Regions from separate parts of the Homo sapiens genome. Here region 1 is linked to region 2. The links are chromatin loops, found by intact Hi-C in ENCODE. Cell type or tissue: Calu3. All regions are shown on one strand. Each heading gives the region's core, and the rest is flanking DNA. Links, peaks and the distances in the headings are about the cores only. Region 1 has its middle 160 kb from the start of PTPN20. Region 2 has its middle 160 kb from the start of GDF10.

Region 1 (8,335 bases), core at 230-8,229, 62 kb before region 2:
ATCTAGCCTGGCTTTCATTTTAGGGCTATTTTGAATAAAGCTTTTATGAACCTTTGTGTACAAGTTTTTGTGATAACACAAGTTTTATTTCTCTCAGGAAAAAAAATCCAAGAATGAAGTTTCCGGGTCATATGATAATTGCATGTTTATTTGTTAACAACTTGCCAAATCATCTTCCAGAGTGTGAAACTACTTTTAAATTAATTTTTGAGATCTGTTTTGGACTAAATGTTTGTATCTCCCCAAAATTCATATGCTGAAATTCAAACTTCCAGTGTGATGGTCTCAGGAGGTGGGGCTTTGGGGAAGTAGTTAGATCATGAAGGTTGAGCCATCAGGAATAGGATTAGGACCCTTATGAGGAGAGAGATTTTTCTCTTGGCCGTGCGAGGATACAATGAGAAGGTGTCTGTCTAATCTTACCAGACACCACATCTACCAGCACCTTGATCTTGGACTTTCCAGCTTCTAGAAATGTGAGAAACAAGTGTGTGTTGTTTAAAACACCCATCTATGGGGTATATTTGTTATAGCAGCCCAAACTGAATAAGACAAAATCCCTCCAGGTTCATAAGCATAGATCTAGCATTTTTGTTTTTAATAGCTCCATAACATTCCATTGTGTGGATAGGATGCAATTGATTCCACCATCCAAACTGTTTCATTGTTTTTTTTATAACTATGCTGTGATAGGCATCTTCTTACAGAGAGTCTTATATATTGATAAGAACTTGAACTTGGTTTCCATAGCTAGATTCTCAGAATTGATAATTTTAATAGATATTGTGTATCACTCTCCAAAAAGTTGTAGCAATTCACACTACCACTAACAATGTATGAAATTGCCTTTTCTACACCTCCTAGCAAGGTAAACTATCAGTCTTCTTAGTTTTATTCTAGTACTTTATTGCTTTGTAAGTTATATATTTAAATCCCTTTGGAACTTATTTATAGTGTAGAAAGAGAGTCTAACTTATTTTTCCCCTAAGTTGTTCTGGTTAGCTATTACTGCATGACAAACTATCCCCTAATTTGGTTTACCCTCAAGCCAATAATTTACAACCATTACTTCACATGATTCTGTGGATTAAGAATTGGGACAGGGCACAGCAGCAATGACTTGCTTTTGGTCCACAATGTTGGGGCACTCAGCTGGGATGGAGGAGGAAGGAGTCATGGGCTGGCCCCTCAACTTCCCCTTTCTCCCTCCCCATGGCCCCCCACCAATGGCAAGCCTGGGCTTCCTCACAGCATGGCCAACTCAGGACAATCAGACTTCCCACAGGACAGCACAGGGCTACCAGAGAAAGGAAACAGAATCTGCTGTTGCCTTAAAGACTTGGACTGGAGCTGGCACAGTATCACTTCCAACATACTCTAAAGCAACTAAAATCCAGCCCAGATTCAAAGGGAGGAGGCAGAGACCCCACCTCTTGATGGCAGGCATATCTAGACTCTGGAGCCATCCTTGATCTGACACACAGGTGGATCCCAATTATGCCTATGCCAGCTATTTCATTATTCCTTAGTCATTGAATTAAAATATTTTTTTTCTGGGCTGTGTATTCTATTTCACTGATTTGTCTTTTCCTTGGCTAATTCTGTTCTGTTTTGATTCTTGTGGTTTATCTTTTGATATCTAGTGATCTGGTGCCCCATTGTTGACTCACTCCCCTGCTCTAGAATTTGCTGTAACCCTGGCTGGTTTACACACTCAGGTGAAATTTGGGTTAGCTTCTCATATTTTGTAGATAGTAAGTTTGGATTTTTATTGGAATGGCTCAAAAATGTATAGGTTAATTATGGGAGAATGTATATCTTCACAATATCAAGTCTTTCCTTTAGAAACACAGCACATCTATTTATTTGGGTTTCCTTTTTTAATTGAAGTCATAATTTTATTCACACAGGTGTTACTGGAGATGTTACTGAACGTCTTATTGGTTATAGTATGTTTTAAAGACAAATCCCTTGGACTTCCTAGGTAATGGTATTATCTGCTAATGATGTCAGCGTTAGATCTTTTGCTCCAATATCATATCTCTTGTAAACATTTCTGGTGTTATTGCCTTGACGAACATTTCAATATATGTTGAGTATTTAATGGTGGTGATGGGGAGAGACATTCTTTTCCTTCCTTCTTCCTTTAGTGGTAATACAGCAACCATTCACCTTTCAGTGCATTATTTGATAGCGTCTTCAGCATATACCCATCCCTAAAGAATTTCTCTTCCATTCTTGTTCAGCTCAAAGTTATTATTATAAATGGGTTTTGATTTTTTTCAAATGCATTTCCCACATCTTTAAAAATGATCCTATGAATTTTCTTCTTTAACTTGCTAACTGAAAATATTTCCTTGACAGATTTTCAAATATTGAACAATTTTGAGCCCTGCATGGTGATCAAGCAGACTGTCTCTCCCTGGCTCTATCTCCATGGGTTACACTTTGAAGGGCATCCTTGGGGAAAGCCAATCTGGAGGTGGTACCCACTCGGGTGAGCTCTTCTTTCAGAGACCACACCAGGGGGTGTCTGCTGCCCAAACTCAGGAAACAGTTGTTTTCTGTGTTCAGCCTGGCTTTTATATGATTCCCAGTGGGGCAGTATCTCCCATACCAATTACTATGATGTCTTTTTCCTAGTTTTTCAGTTTTACTTATTTTTACAATTTTTAATGAGGCAAATATGCAAAATTTTATACGTAATCATTTATCTGCTTTCTGATTATTTTATTAAAATAGATGCTTACAAATAGAGTTACTGAGTTAGTGTGTTTTTGAACTGTATTGCAAAGCTTGCTTTCTAAATCATTATACTAACTGACAGCAATCCAGGAAAGTATGTTTTATTGTACCTAAGCCAGGATTGATTACTATTGAACTTCAAGTTTTGATGAATGTGTTGATGAAAAAAAGTTACACCTCTTACTTTTAATTTATATTTATTTGATTATTCAGATACTGCATGTTTTTCTTACTTTAAAAATAAACGTTTAATTTTATAACAGTTCTAGATTTATAGAATTATTGTGAAGCTGGTACCAAGTTCCCATGTACTCTACACCCTGTTTTTCCTATTGTTAACAACTTACATTAGTGTGGCACATTTTCTACAACTAATGAACCAGCAGTGATTCATTACCATTAACTCAAGTCTATACTTGATTCAGATTTCCTTAATTTTCACTTAACGTCCCTTTTCTGTTCCAAGTTCCCATCCTATCCAGGATACCACATGACATTTTGTCTTCATGTCTCTTTAGGCCCTCTTGACTGTAAAGGTTTCTTAGGTTTTCCTTATTTTTGATGACCTTGACAGTTTTAAGGAGTGCTGATCAGGAATTCTGTAGAATGTCCCACAGTTGGGGTATGTCCGATGTTTTTCTCATGATTGTGCTAGGGTCTGGGTTCTTGGGAGGAAGCCCACAACAGTAAAGTGCCATTATCATCACACCATATCGAGGGAACATGCTATCCACATGACTTATCACTGTTGACAGTGACCTTGACCACCTGGCCCAAGTAGTGTTTGCCAGGTTTCTCCACTGTAAAGTTACTCTTTTAAAAAAATCCTTTGCCATCCTGTATTTTTGGTAGAAAGTCACTTCCCTGTCCTCTGCAAGATGTACAAGGGGATCTTTCTCAGATCTTCACCATGGCCACCTTGTGGGGCTCCTAGACTTAAGGCCCATGAAAATGAGGACCCCTCTAAGACTGCAGCCCTCTAGAGTTTCTCATTTTTGTTCTACTCCACACTCAGTTCCCAGCAATTCCTCAAAATACCACCTAAGTGTTCCCACCAGTCTGTGGTTCTAGTGGCTTCTGCTCGAGGTGAGCTGAGCCCAACTAGGACTCCAGACTGCTGAACTCTCCAGGTTTCCAGGTGGAGGTTTTCCCTGAGCCCTTGAGTCTCCAACAGGTCCTGGAACACTGGTTGATTTTCAGTGTTCTAGCTTTTTCTTGTTGTAAGGATGGGAGAGATGATTTCCAGGCCTTTTATGTATTGGAGCTGAATCTAGAAGTTCTCTTTTTTTATAATTCATGCATTTCCTTTTAGATTCCTTTTTTCATACTAAATTTTATAGAGACTATATATTAAGAATATTAATCCTTTGTGATATTTGTTTTAAAAAAATTATTTTCTTCTTATTTATTCTTTATTTCTCACTGTGAGAGATAACAGAAACACCAGAGATGAATTCCTTGTGAAGTGGAAGGCGTTTGAGCATGGTGACTGAATATGACAACTGGTCAATATTTGTACCCATTAATTTGAGCTTCAAGAATTTGCTTACATCCTCCCCAAACCTCAGAGGTTTTCGATCTTTTCTGTCTTTACCGGCCTCTAGTCTCTGAGTGAGATGCCTCCTCTTCCTAGTGGGGTGAGCCCATTCACTCTTTTCTTGGTGCAGTTTCCATCTCTCTCTTTCTGAAGCCCCCGACCCCGGCCGGGAATTATATTCCTTCACTTACTCCTTCCTGCAACCCCAAGCTTTCTCTTCAAATACCAATCTGATCTTGATTTTTCCCCTTTCACAGCCAAATTAATAGAAGACATAGAACAACAAGAAAAGAAAAAAGAAAAAACACCCTCCACCTTTGGCTCTTATTTCTATATCACTGCCTGCTTCTTAACCTATAGCTGCTGTGACTCTTACCCTTACTGCAGCCAGGATATAACACCACTTACAAAGCTGGCCCATGCCCCTAAGTGTCTCTCCAGTGTCCATCTCGTCTTTATCACTTCTTACCATTTAAAACAACCACCTGAGTGTCCATGGGGTCTGGGCCTCCAGAAGCTCCTCCCCTGAGCACGGAGCTCTGTTTTGTTTGTAGGCATCCTCAACGTGGAAATGGAAGAGAAGACCAGGGAGAAGAGGCTTGCACACTTTTTGCATGCGAGGTCCAAGCTACAGTGGTGAAACACTGTTTCCTTCCTTCAAAGGCTGGTCATTCGAACCCGGCTTGGTTTTGATTTTCCAAATAAAAGGAAAGGGCAAAAACATTATTTCCTCTGAGAACTCCTTTCAACATCCCAGAAGCCCGGGGGGAGATTAATGGGGAGATTGATGTGTGACATTTACATACAGGGTTTGGGAAGGCATTATTTGTTTTATAAATTCATTTCTGTTGTTCATGGTCTCAATAGACATGGATTGGTTACCCGCAATAGTTTAACCATAATATAACCTCAGGCGAAGCTCCTATCTGCCCCTAATGAGGGGCCTCTCAACAGGACATAGCAGAGTTTGCATGTGTAGTTTTCTTGGAAGATGGAGCAATGATGAACCATCTAACACCGTCCATTTCCAGGAAACAGGGAGCATATTATGATTTCTAAGATGGAAAGTGTGTTTCAGCTGCTGTCTGTATGGAACTACTGGGTGATGTTAAGTCACAACAGGCCAGTACTAGCTTCTAGGGGACCCATAGAGTAGACACTGCTTAACTGAAGCAGAAGGAAAGATGTAAATGCCCGCTGTGTGTTAAAGCAGGACATGGGGATGAAGGAGGCCTTGTGGCATTGTGTATGCTATGCACTGAGCAGGGACGAAGGTGTTCCTGCTTTCAGTCAGGTTGGAGACTGATGACATCAATGGAGGCAGTTTGGCAGCTGTAATCTGGGGACTTGACAATTTCAAATTCAGCTTTTATGAATTGGAGAATGCACTACTTACCAAGTAACAGTAGGTCAGAGACACATGTTAACGAAGATGGCTCCATTAAACTTTTCAGAGTTGGTACACTGTGTTAAAGCAACCATGAACTATTGCACAGCAGAGTTAAAAAGCCAAGCCTTTACTCCAGGTGGCTGCGTGTGAGGCTGGGAGGCTGCGTGTGCCAGCAGGGCCCTGGTGCTCACACTCACTCCTGTGGATCTGGACATATCAGCTGGGAAGAGCCCCGTGCTGATGAACTGTGCCCATGCTGAACCTTTAAGTATAGGATGGAAGGGAAATGGACAGTGGAAACGATCCTGTCCTGTTATATTTACCAGACCCACTACCGCCTCTGCAGCCCCCACACAGGTCCTGTCCCGTCCTCTGCCGGCTCCCTCGCTAGACTCTCTAGTTCTCACTTCCACAGCTGCACTCCAGTCCTTTTTGATTTGAGGCACTGGCACACACAGCTCCTTCTTTACAGTGCACTTCCCCGATATTTGACGTGGTTAACGCCTCCCTTAGTGTTTTACTGTATCTACCTCAAGAGCAAGGTCAGAAAGTCCTAACATGACACAAACATGCATGTTACTCAGTAAGTCTTCCTCCCACTCCATCTCCTCTCTCTCCAGGTCTCAGTGGAATAAATGACGTTTCCTCCGGGAGGTTTTCCGGCTTCCCACATCCCAACCACACTTCCCCATGATGTTACGTCATAGATCTTATCACAATTTTTAATGATCTGTTTTTCTGTGGCTATTGTGGGCAAATTGCTAGTAGAGAAACATCACGTCTTTTGTTCACCTCTTTTCTCAGCACCCAGTCCAGAGCCTGATGCTTATGTGTTCCATCAATGTTGGCTGAATTAATAATTGCTGCAGTCTGCGCTCATTTTATTGCTTCAGGAATGAAGACTGCTGTATTAATTTCCTTGGGCTGCTGTAACAAATATCCACAAATTGGGTGGCTTAAAAAATGGGAATTTGTTCTTGCACAGTGTGGAAGCCAGAAGTCTGAAATCAAGATGTCAACAGCACCCGGCCCCCTCTGAAGTCTACAGGGGAGGACCCTTCCTCACCTCTCAGCTGCTGGTGTTGCCGGCAATCCTTGACGTTCCTTGGCTTGCAGACACATCGCTGTAGTCTCTGCGTCTGCTGTCACTTGGCATTCTCCCTGTGTGTCTGTTTCTGCCTCTTTTTGTTTTCTCGTGAGGACACCAGTCGTAATGGATTAAGGACCCACCATACTCCACTATACCCTCGGCTTTACTAATTATACTACAACAATCATATTTACAAATGAGGTCACATTCTGACACTCCAAGAAGAATGCGAATTTGGCGGGGGCTGTGGGGGAGATTATTTCACCCACTGCAGTTGAGAAGTCTCCCTGTCTGCCTTCAGGGATTGCCTGGGTGATGTCCCTTGCATGGCGTCTAGTGCTGCTGCTCTGATGGCTCTGTCCAGTACTCCCTGCGTGGTGCCTCATCACCTATCACAGAAGGTTGTGACGAAGCATGGACGGGGTGAGGATTCCCAAGAGGGGAAGCCCAGACTTGCATTGGTAATTAAGAGAGAAGAGTCTGGAGCCCAGCTTCCCTGGAAGTCAGCAAGCACTTATTTCTTCCACCCAATCTGCAAGCCACTGTGACATCCCCAAAGATGGGAGGGTGTGGCCCTGAATCTCCTGAGGGACCCTGCATCCTTTTCTGAGAATGAGTGATCATCTTACTGTGTCCAGAGTCTGTTCCTGCCATAACCCTCCCGATCTGCCTGACTTCAAGAATGGAGCCGCGGACCTTCCCCGTGAGTGTTACAGCTCTTAAACATGACACGGACCCAAAGAGTAAGCGGTAACAACTTTTATTGTGAAGAGTGAAAGAAGGAAGCTTCCACAGCGTGCAAGAGCACTAACAAGTTTGCTGCTGGTGATGGGGGCGTGGGGTGGCCAACCTTTATTCTGTTATTTGTCCCCTCCCATGTTCCGTTTCTGTCCTATCAGAGTGCCCTTTTTTCAATCCTCCCTGTGATTGGCTACTTTTAGGATCCTGCTGATTGGTGCATTTTACAAAGCGCTGATTGGTGCATTTTACAGAGCTCTGATTTGTGTGTTTTACAATCCAGCTACAGAGTGCTCGTTGGTGCGTTTTACAATTCAGCTACAGAGTGCTCATTGGTGAATTTTACAATCCTCTTTTAAGACAGAAAAGTTCTTCAAGTCCTCACTCGATCCAGAAGTCCAGCTGGCTTCACCTGTCATTACTATGGGGCCTTGGCATTGTCCTCTGGGCCTTCCCTCATCATGTGGTCTGAACTGCCAGGAGTCTGCTGAACAGGACGCTGATCCTCCTCTGCTTTGCCAGCATTAGGGGCCTGAGTGTGTGACCTTAGGCATGGAAGTGTGACCTTGCACAGAGCACATGGGCCAGAGCAGTGTGAGTGGGCTCCAGACAGGCTCCTCTCACACCTTGGGGTCAGACATGTCCTGGGGCAACTGGCAAGCCCTAGCCTCTAAACAGACTCACACCCCATCACACTGGGCCTCTGCCAGTGGGGGGTGGGCTTGGCTAGATTTCCAGGAAGCAGAAAGAATCAACACAAAAGCAATCATACTGACAGAGACTTCTGGGGCTGGGGGTGGTAAGGGCATGGGGAGGTCAGAGCTTCATGTCCAGT
Region 2 (8,335 bases), core at 277-8,276:
GACTCCTAGACCGCACCCACAAGAACTGCCTTCACAGCAGGTGCATGTCCCGATCTTTGGAGGCAGCATACTCCCTGGCATGTTCTCTCATAGGCACAAATCTCTCTCTGGATTCAGAAAAGTCCTGCTCAGCTCACGGGGCAGGGACATCTACCTAGGTCTGATCACCATGAGAAGGCTTTGAGGGCAAGCCACAGTCCTGTTAAAACCAAACGGTGGGGGCTCCAAGAATCTGTGTCCGGTGTCTGGTTTAGAAGGAGGCCAGCAGAGAACGCTGGGGACTTGGCCTTGTCTCTTGCTCAAGCGCGATGGGCCAGCTGATGGTCTGCAGTCTGCCACAGCTTGGAGGAGGCCTGGATGTGGGAAAGCGATGCATCAGCATTTGGGTGGAAGCTCTTCCGTTTTGTTAATACTCGTTGAAAACCTTTTAGTATCAGTCATTCTGATAGGTACAGGAAGACAATAGTGAATAGAACAAAGTCCCTGCACTCAAGAAAAAAGCCAGATAAGCAAATGGTCACAATCCAATGGGATATGTGCACGGAGGAGGTAAATATGAGATACAAAGAGCAACTAGCTGAGAGTGGCAGAATTGTGGAGCAGGCAAGAACACACATTCTGGAGCAAGACTGCCTGGAAGTGTGAGCTTGGCTAAGCTGCTATACTTCTTTGGGTCTTGTCAGCAGCAGTAAAATGGGAATTAATATTAAATAAAATGATAGGATATAGTATATTTATCTGAGGGTTTCTGTGAAGTATAGATGAGTTAATACATGTAAATTACTTATAATAGTGACTAAAACATAATCGATACTGAATAAATGTCATATATTTATTATTATTATTTACAACCATTCCCAGGAAATCCAGGAAGCTTCCCAAAGGAGATGTGGGAGTTGAATTGCGAAGGGAAACAGTGGTGTTTTGGGTGCTGTTTCCGAATGGCGAGGGCATTCCAGGCAGGGGAACAGCATGTGCATAGGCCCAGAGATAGGAGGCAATGCACAGTCTTCAGGGAAGCCCCTGCGATTTGGTAGAACTGGAGCAAGGCATGGCATAGATGAGGCCAAGGGCAAGAGTGGAGGCCATGTGAGCCCCAAATATCTGAGACAGGTCTCAGTGCATTTAGAAAGTTTACGTTGCCAAGGTTAAGGACGCGCCCACGACACAGGCTTAGGCGGTCTTGATGACATGTGCCCAAGGTGGTAGGGTGCAGCTTGCTTTTATACATTTTAGGGAGAAATAATACATTAATCAATACATGTAAGATTTACATTGGTTCCATCTGGAAAGGCAGGACAACTCGAAGCAGGGGTTTCCAGGTCATATGTAGATTTCAACATATTCTGATTGGCAATTTGTTGAAAGAGTCATCATCAATAGGAAGGAAATGTCTGGGTTACGCCAAGAGGTTGTGGAGACGTGGGTTTTATGCAGATGAAGCCTCCAAGTAGCAGGCTTTAGAGAGAAGACAGTAACTGTTTCTTATTAGGCTTAAGGCCTGTGTTGATGTTAATGCTGGGGGAGGTTTAAAATGAGGCATATACAATCCCCACTTCCAGTCATGGCCTGAACCAGTCTTTAAAGTTACATTTTAGAGTGCCTTGGCGAAGGAGGAAGTACATTCAGATAGTTGCAGGAGTGGGAGGGTCTTTGAATTTTATTTTCGGTTTACAGCCCCAAGTGGAGGCTGGGGAGTATGCCCGTGGCCCCACTGGCCAGAGTCTGCTGATCCCCATTGAGTTCACAAATGTTCCCTTTTCAGGATATGCATATTCTGTGGACATTTAGCAACTCTGTGGTCTTATGTTCACAGTTTTTAAAAAGGATCTTTTGTAATAATAGCTTGCATTTGAAGGACATTTTATTTAAATAAGATTTTAGTTTCATAAGTCGAGGCCCCAACTAGGGTGCCTCCAACTTGGGTCCTTGGTCACCCAGGAATCTTGAATCAAAATTCTTCCAGAGACTAAATATATCCCGACCCATACTGGCATGTCTAAGGTACAGCATGAGCTGCAGGATATATACCTCCATTCTCATGATAAATACATACACAAGCTTTTGAAACACGGTAGAGGCACCAGAGAGTGTGTTGGCAGGGCCTGCCTCACACATGGCGTTCCTTGTGCAGCCCTACTGTGCTCTATGCTTAGAAGAGCCCTGTGCTTGGTGTAACATGCTGTTATTGTGGTTTTGAAATTCTTAACTTTTGAGCAGAGGGCCCACATTTTGATTTTGCACTAGGCTGTGCATAGCATATTATGTAGTCAGTACTGTAAGGGGCACTGACCATTAGCCTTTTTTCCTGATTGGCAGATGGAGAAACTGAGGTTTATAGAGCTGCCATCTTCCTGCAATGGGGAAGCAGCAGAAGTGGGGAAGTAGCAGAACCAGGTGAGGGCCAGTTTGGCTGACCATCTTTTTATTGTGCATAGAGGTGGCCTAGTGCCATATTTGAATTTTTGAGAAATGCGTAAGTAATTTCCACAGTTTCCTTGATGTCCTCACTAGTAGAGCCCCTTTCTGGGGTTCCTGCTGTGGGTTTTTTGAGGCCTTTTTTCCAACAGCTATGGACTTCTCAGTACTTCCCACCTAGGAGTGAGGCTCCGGGACTGGCCAGCACCCAACCTGCTGAGTTATGGTCAGCTGGTCCTGGGGAGGGGAGAGGATGGAGCCAGCTGACCTACCCACTGGGGTGGTGAGTCGAGCCTGGATTCTAAGGCCTGCACTCAGGCTGCCATCCTGGGTGCCCAGAGCTGCTGCTATACCCACACATCGGGGCTAGGACCTGGGCTGCATGATCCACTCTACCAGGCCCATGCTTATGGTGAGGGCTGGCAGAGACCCTCTGCTCTCCCTGACTGTCCATTCCTAGAGCCTCTTCTCAGTCCCACACCCAGAGACCTCTTCAGGGCAGCATTTATGAGGGCAATTTCATTTCACAGTGGGCCACCCCAAAGGAGTGACATTTACGGTGAGTTCCAGGCCAGATGAAGGAAAGGCCCCCTCCCACCATGGTTGCATAGCCAAAGCACAGCATCCCCACTGGGTAGCTGTGCAGCTGCTGCTTGCGTGGAGCTACTGAGGGGACAGCCTTCCCCCAGAACAGCCCATCCCACTCAGGGCAGCTCTGAATGTGAGACAGGCCTTCCTTGCTGTGCTGGTCTTCTGATATCAGGTTGGCTGGCCAGGACTACGTTTCCTGGTGCTCACCATCAGCTGTTTATGGTTAGAGTCAGCCACACAGAAAAGTCTTGGGAGATTGGAAAGTCGATGGGGAAATAGCAGCACACACCTATTGTTGCTGGTCTGGCGATTCACCCCAGTGGCATGAAGCCACAGCCAGGCCACCTTCTCTGCCTCCTGGCCCAGGTGCATGTGTTTAACCCTGTGAGGGAGAGTCCCTGCTTCTGCAGGACACCCTTGTCACCATGGTCAGAGGCAACAAGCATGGGCATGGTCTCCGCCATCCCTCCTGCTTGCGGGTTCCAACTTGCTCACGCTCTTCCCTTCCTGATGGCCTACTTCATAGACTTCAATCTCCAGCATCAGCTGTGGGGACCATAACCTTGCAGAGACCACTTAACAAAACCACCCCCAGGACGACGTTAGCTCAATGCCCAACAACAAATCATCTATCTCTTACTGGGTCTGCTTCTCTTGGTAAATCCCAGTTGATGCACTCAGATTACACTGAACTTGAGTTCCTTTTGAATGGTCCCTGTGGGCCCCAACTTGAGCTCTGGGTGTCATAAGGAAGAAGCCTGTCCTCCCTCCACATCAGCACCTCAGATATCACCAGGCAGCAGCACCTCCCACTGTGTTTGCTCGTCTCCAGGTCAGAAACCCCTGATACCTTCAGGTGGCCTGGAGAGTAGAGCCCTTGCCATAGTGGATGCTCTGGTGTCCAGTCCTGGCTTCACAGCAGAACACCTGGAAGTGAGCTTCAGGGTCCAGGTGAGGTCTTTACTTTCTGAGGTCCTCATCACTGACCCTTCTGCAGGGCTCAGTCACAAGTGTCAAGGCCTCCTAGTTCCTGCCTCTTTTCTTTCCTTTCTCTTTCTTTATCTCTCTCTTTCTTTCATTGTTCTCCTTCCTTCCTTCCCTTCCTTCTTTTTCTCTTTCTTTCCTTGTCTATTTCTCTCTTTCTCTCTTTTTCTTTCTTTCCTTTCTCCTGACTGCAGGAGAGAGAGTACAACCACAGGAGAAAGCTAACCCACCCTGGATTTGTTTGGTTTTCTTCCCAGAGACTCAACACCAAGCCAGGCTGGAGCTCCCCTTTCTTGTTATTGCCCATCAGGCATCTCAGGCTTGGCAGGCTGTCTGCTGGCCTCAGCACTGCAGCTTCCATGGACTCCAGCTGCAATGAGATTGCCAAGGCCTGGAAGTGACACTGCTTCACTTAGCAGCCCCGTTCCCCAAGCCCCTTGCACTCAAGGCGGACACAGAGTGGAGCTACATTAGGTGGCTGAAGTTTTTCGCATGATTCTCTGTGGTTAACTGGCTTCTGGAGTCACTGAACATTCCAGGACCCTCACCCCCTGGTCCCATGGTTCAGGGCTCTGGCAGGGGTAAAGAGAGGACTAGAAGTTGACTCTCTTTTTGTCTGTTTCTTCACTGCTCCCGTCCGAGACCTGAGGTTCTTTCCAGTGGCTTCGCTTATCTTCCCAGGGAAGTGATTCAGCCCCCAATTCAGGCCCTTTCATTACAATAAAAAGTCAGTGAGACTAATTCCTTAGATTCTATATTCCCACAAAAGCTAACTAACCTCCAAAACTCTGGGCAACATGAGCAGAATGCCAGCAGACCCCACCTCACCCTTGGTCCAGCCTGACTCCTTAGCTGTAGGGTTCCTGGCCACGTATGCACACTATTTACACTTGATAAGCATCCTCCCACTCCTTAGTCCTATTATTTTATTGATTCTCATATCTTGGAACAAAGACCTCTTTCAAGACAGACAGTCCCAAGGAATCTCAGACATTTTGGGGGGCCCAGAAGAGAATGATTCAGAGGAGACTGAAGGCTTAAGGGTTGACTCATGGATGTTTAGTATTGCTACAGACACTGATCTTAGGTCAGGCACTGCTGGGAGCTTCATTCGGGCTGACAGCGGCATTTATGAGAGCAAATGTCTGTCCCTGCGCAATTTCTGTGGGGATAGTTGCAGTCAGGTCTACAGGATTTGCTTAAAAATTTCCAAGACCTGGGTGTGTCTGACAGCCTGGACCTCAACCTCAAAAAGGAACTAGCTCCTCTCTGATTTCCTTGGGACACCTGGGAGCAAGCACAGGAGCCCATGGAGCCACGGAGAGTGTCACTTCAAGCGCCTCCTGGGAGCTCTTGCAGATGCCAAGTGCTCTGCCCTTCCCCATTACCTGTGATTTCAAGTGGGCTTAGAGATTCTCCAAGATGTGAGATGAAAGGCCAAGAAACTAATTCCTCTGACTTCTTCAGAGAACCGCACAGTCTCTTGAGGTAAGATCTTCATGGAAGGCTGGGGATCTGGGATCTGGGAAGCCGTGAAGTCAGCATCCACTAATACGGGGCTTCTCCTGGAATCTGCCCCATGACCAGGGAATCAGGTGCGAGAACAGGCAGGTGACCACTTCTCCTCTTGGCCCCGCCAGGCCACCCGGGTTCCAGGGGACAGCAGGGTAGTAGCCCTGATTCTCCTTCCTTCCCCATCACCTCTCCTGTGTCTCTCCCCAAAATCCCCAGCCTTGGCCCTTCTGGAAGAGGAGCTAAGGATGTCCGAAGCTGACACCTCCCCCAGCCCCATGACCACACTTGGTTTGTTCCCTCACGTATCCAGAAAAAAAATGTTTTACTTAGCTTCTTCGCTCCACCACCCCCACCCGCCCCCACCAACCAGTGGCTCTCTCTTTATGAGGGCATAGTTTTTTTTTTTTGGAAAAATCTAGGTTTGAATTCAAGTTCTTCAATCTGCTAAGTAGGTGCCTTTCACAAGTAAATGATACCTTTGTGCTTTAATTAGATGAAGAAAATCAGAGCCGTGAGGATGATGATAAAGGTACTTAGAAGAGACCAGGCACAATGGGGGTATGTTGTATATATATGACTCCCTTCCTTCCATGTTTGTCCAGCTAGTTCAAGCACAATTGCTCAGTGACTGTCTCCTCATGCCCCTGATCAGGGCACTTCTCTCCTGGAGACAGAGGGGGGCTGGGACTCAGTGATCCCAAGCTGCCTGCTCACAGCCTCTTGCGTCCAGGACCCAAGCCCCACTGAAGTGCCCTTCCAAGGAGGCCATCAAAACAAACAACACAGCTCCTAAAGCAACTCTCTCATGAGCTGCTTGAGTTCCAAAAACAGCCTACCATGTTTCATAGGAAGGTTTATTCTGTAATGCAAGTTTGAGTAACACAACAGCCTCTCCCACCCCACACTGCTGTAGCTTATAATAAAAACTCAGGGATTTAAAAAAAAATTGGGTTGACATATTGCTATTCCTGACCCAACAAATAAATAACTAAATAAATAAAAAGAGAGAGAGAAAGAAAGAGAAAATACAAGTGCAATTATTACCTAAGCTCAGGAGAAAGTCTGCAACTGTGTTTCTGAGTTAGCAGAATTTCTGGGTCATGATGTTTGTGGTCAGAGGGCACCCAGGGCCTCTGCAGGGCACGTCAAGCACTTTTCTGTGCCCTTGACTTCAATGAAAGAGAAAAAGGCAATAAAGACCAGGAAGAGGTATGGTCAGATGCAGACGCCAGACACTGGGATGGCGTTTACAGCTGAACAGGCCCAGCAGGAGGAAATGAGGCCTGGGATCTAGCGTGTGTAGCTGCGGGTAAGTGACAGCCCGCCTCAGGCCCTCGGTAAAAGGAGTCTCTGTGACCCAGGTGTGTCCGGAGTTGGTTCCTGCCAGTAGGTTCGTGATCTCGCTGACTTCAAGAATGAAGCCGCGGGCTAGGCGCAGTGGCTCACATCTATAATCACAGCACTTTGGGAGGCCGAGGCGGGCGGATCATGAGGCCAGGAGTTCGAGACCAGCCTGTCCAACATGGCGAAACCCCGTCTCTACTAAAAATACAAAAATTAGCCAGGCGTCATGGTAGGTGCCTGTAACCCCAGCTACTCAGAAGGCTGAGGCAGGAGAATCGCTTGAACCCAGGAAGCAGAAGTTGCAGTGAGCCGAGATCACACCACTGCACCACTCCTGCCTGGGTGACAAGAGCAAGACTCCATCTAAAAAAAAAAAAAAAAAAAAAATGAAGCCGCAGACCTGCAGACCTTGCCCGTGTCACAGCTCTTAAACATGGCGTGGACCCAAAGAGTGAGCAGTAGCAAGGTTTATTGTGAAGATCTAAAACAAGGTTCCCACAGCCTGGAAGGGGACCCCAACAGTTGCCTCTGCTGGCTGGGGGGTGGCCAGCTTTTATTCCCTTATTGTCCCCTCCCATGTTTCATTTATGTCCTATCAGAGTGCCCTTTTTTCAATCCTCCCCATGATTGGCTACTTTTAGAATCCTGCTGATTGGTGCATTTTACAGAGCACTCATTGGTGCGTTTTACAATCCTCTTGTAAGACAGGAAAGTTCCTGATTGGTGCGTTTTACAATCCTCTTGTAAGACGGGAAAGTTCCCCAAGTCCCCACTGGACCCAGGAAGTCCAGCTGGCCTCACCTCTCACTGGCAAAAACTGAGAGCAAGGATCTGCAGCCTTTCTTTCCTGTGTCCTACCCAGAAACATTTCCCACTGGGGAGAGCAGGGCCAGATACTACCCTGGCGTCTGCCTGTTTTTCCTGCCTCCTATCCCCTAGTGAGACTTGTGAGTCTCCAGCCAGGATAAGAACGGAAAGTAAATTACACAGGGCTTGACACCTAGCAAGTACTTGAGAAATGTCTGTGACAATAGCAACTCATGTGTGGATTTGATTTGAGCACAGGCCAGGCTCTGCTCCTGGTGCCCTACATACATTAACTTGGTTCACCTCACTGTGTTCCTGTGAGGCCGGCAGTGTGGTTATCTCCATTTTACAGATGAGGCAACTGAGGCACAGAGCCATGAGTGGGCTCGAACTCAAATGTTGGCTTCTAGCATCTATGCATTGGCCATCGAGTGGCTTGTCCTCTCAGGCTCTGCAATCCCTTCCTCTCCTGGAACCTGGAGTCAGAGCAGAGGGAGCCCCAGCCTGGAAGACTTGGGAAAAGGCCTTTCAGGGCAGGATGCCATGAGCTGTGGGAGGGTTTGAAGATGCAAGGATGTGGCGCATTTTAAACCTGACATATTTCATGTTTGAAATTCTCCCCTGACACTCTCCAGATGCAGGAAGCCGTTGAAGTACACATGATTCAAAGCCATCT

Evidence for each region. Peaks named below come from ENCODE experiments on the same cell type or tissue, not always from the same donor. Only the 100,000 strongest peaks of a DNase experiment are listed, where the experiment ranks them.
Region 1: a loop joins it to region 2, with 2.2 times the contacts of the local background. A loop is called at or near these places in 2 of 110 quality-filtered maps.

Annotation. Positions count from the first base shown.
Region 1 is chr10:47,070,856-47,079,190 of GRCh38, forward strand. No RefSeq gene overlaps it. Among named protein-coding and RNA genes, the nearest start is that of PTPN20, 160 kb to the left of the region's middle. In Calu3, for the core only: no CTCF peak of the experiment used is centred there; no DNase peak of the experiment used is centred there.
Region 2 is chr10:47,132,676-47,141,010 of GRCh38, forward strand. No RefSeq gene overlaps it. Among named protein-coding and RNA genes, the nearest start is that of GDF10, 160 kb to the right of the region's middle. RefSeq lists an enhancer at 4,496-5,695. In Calu3, for the core only: no CTCF peak of the experiment used is centred there; a DNase peak (open chromatin) is centred at 4,976.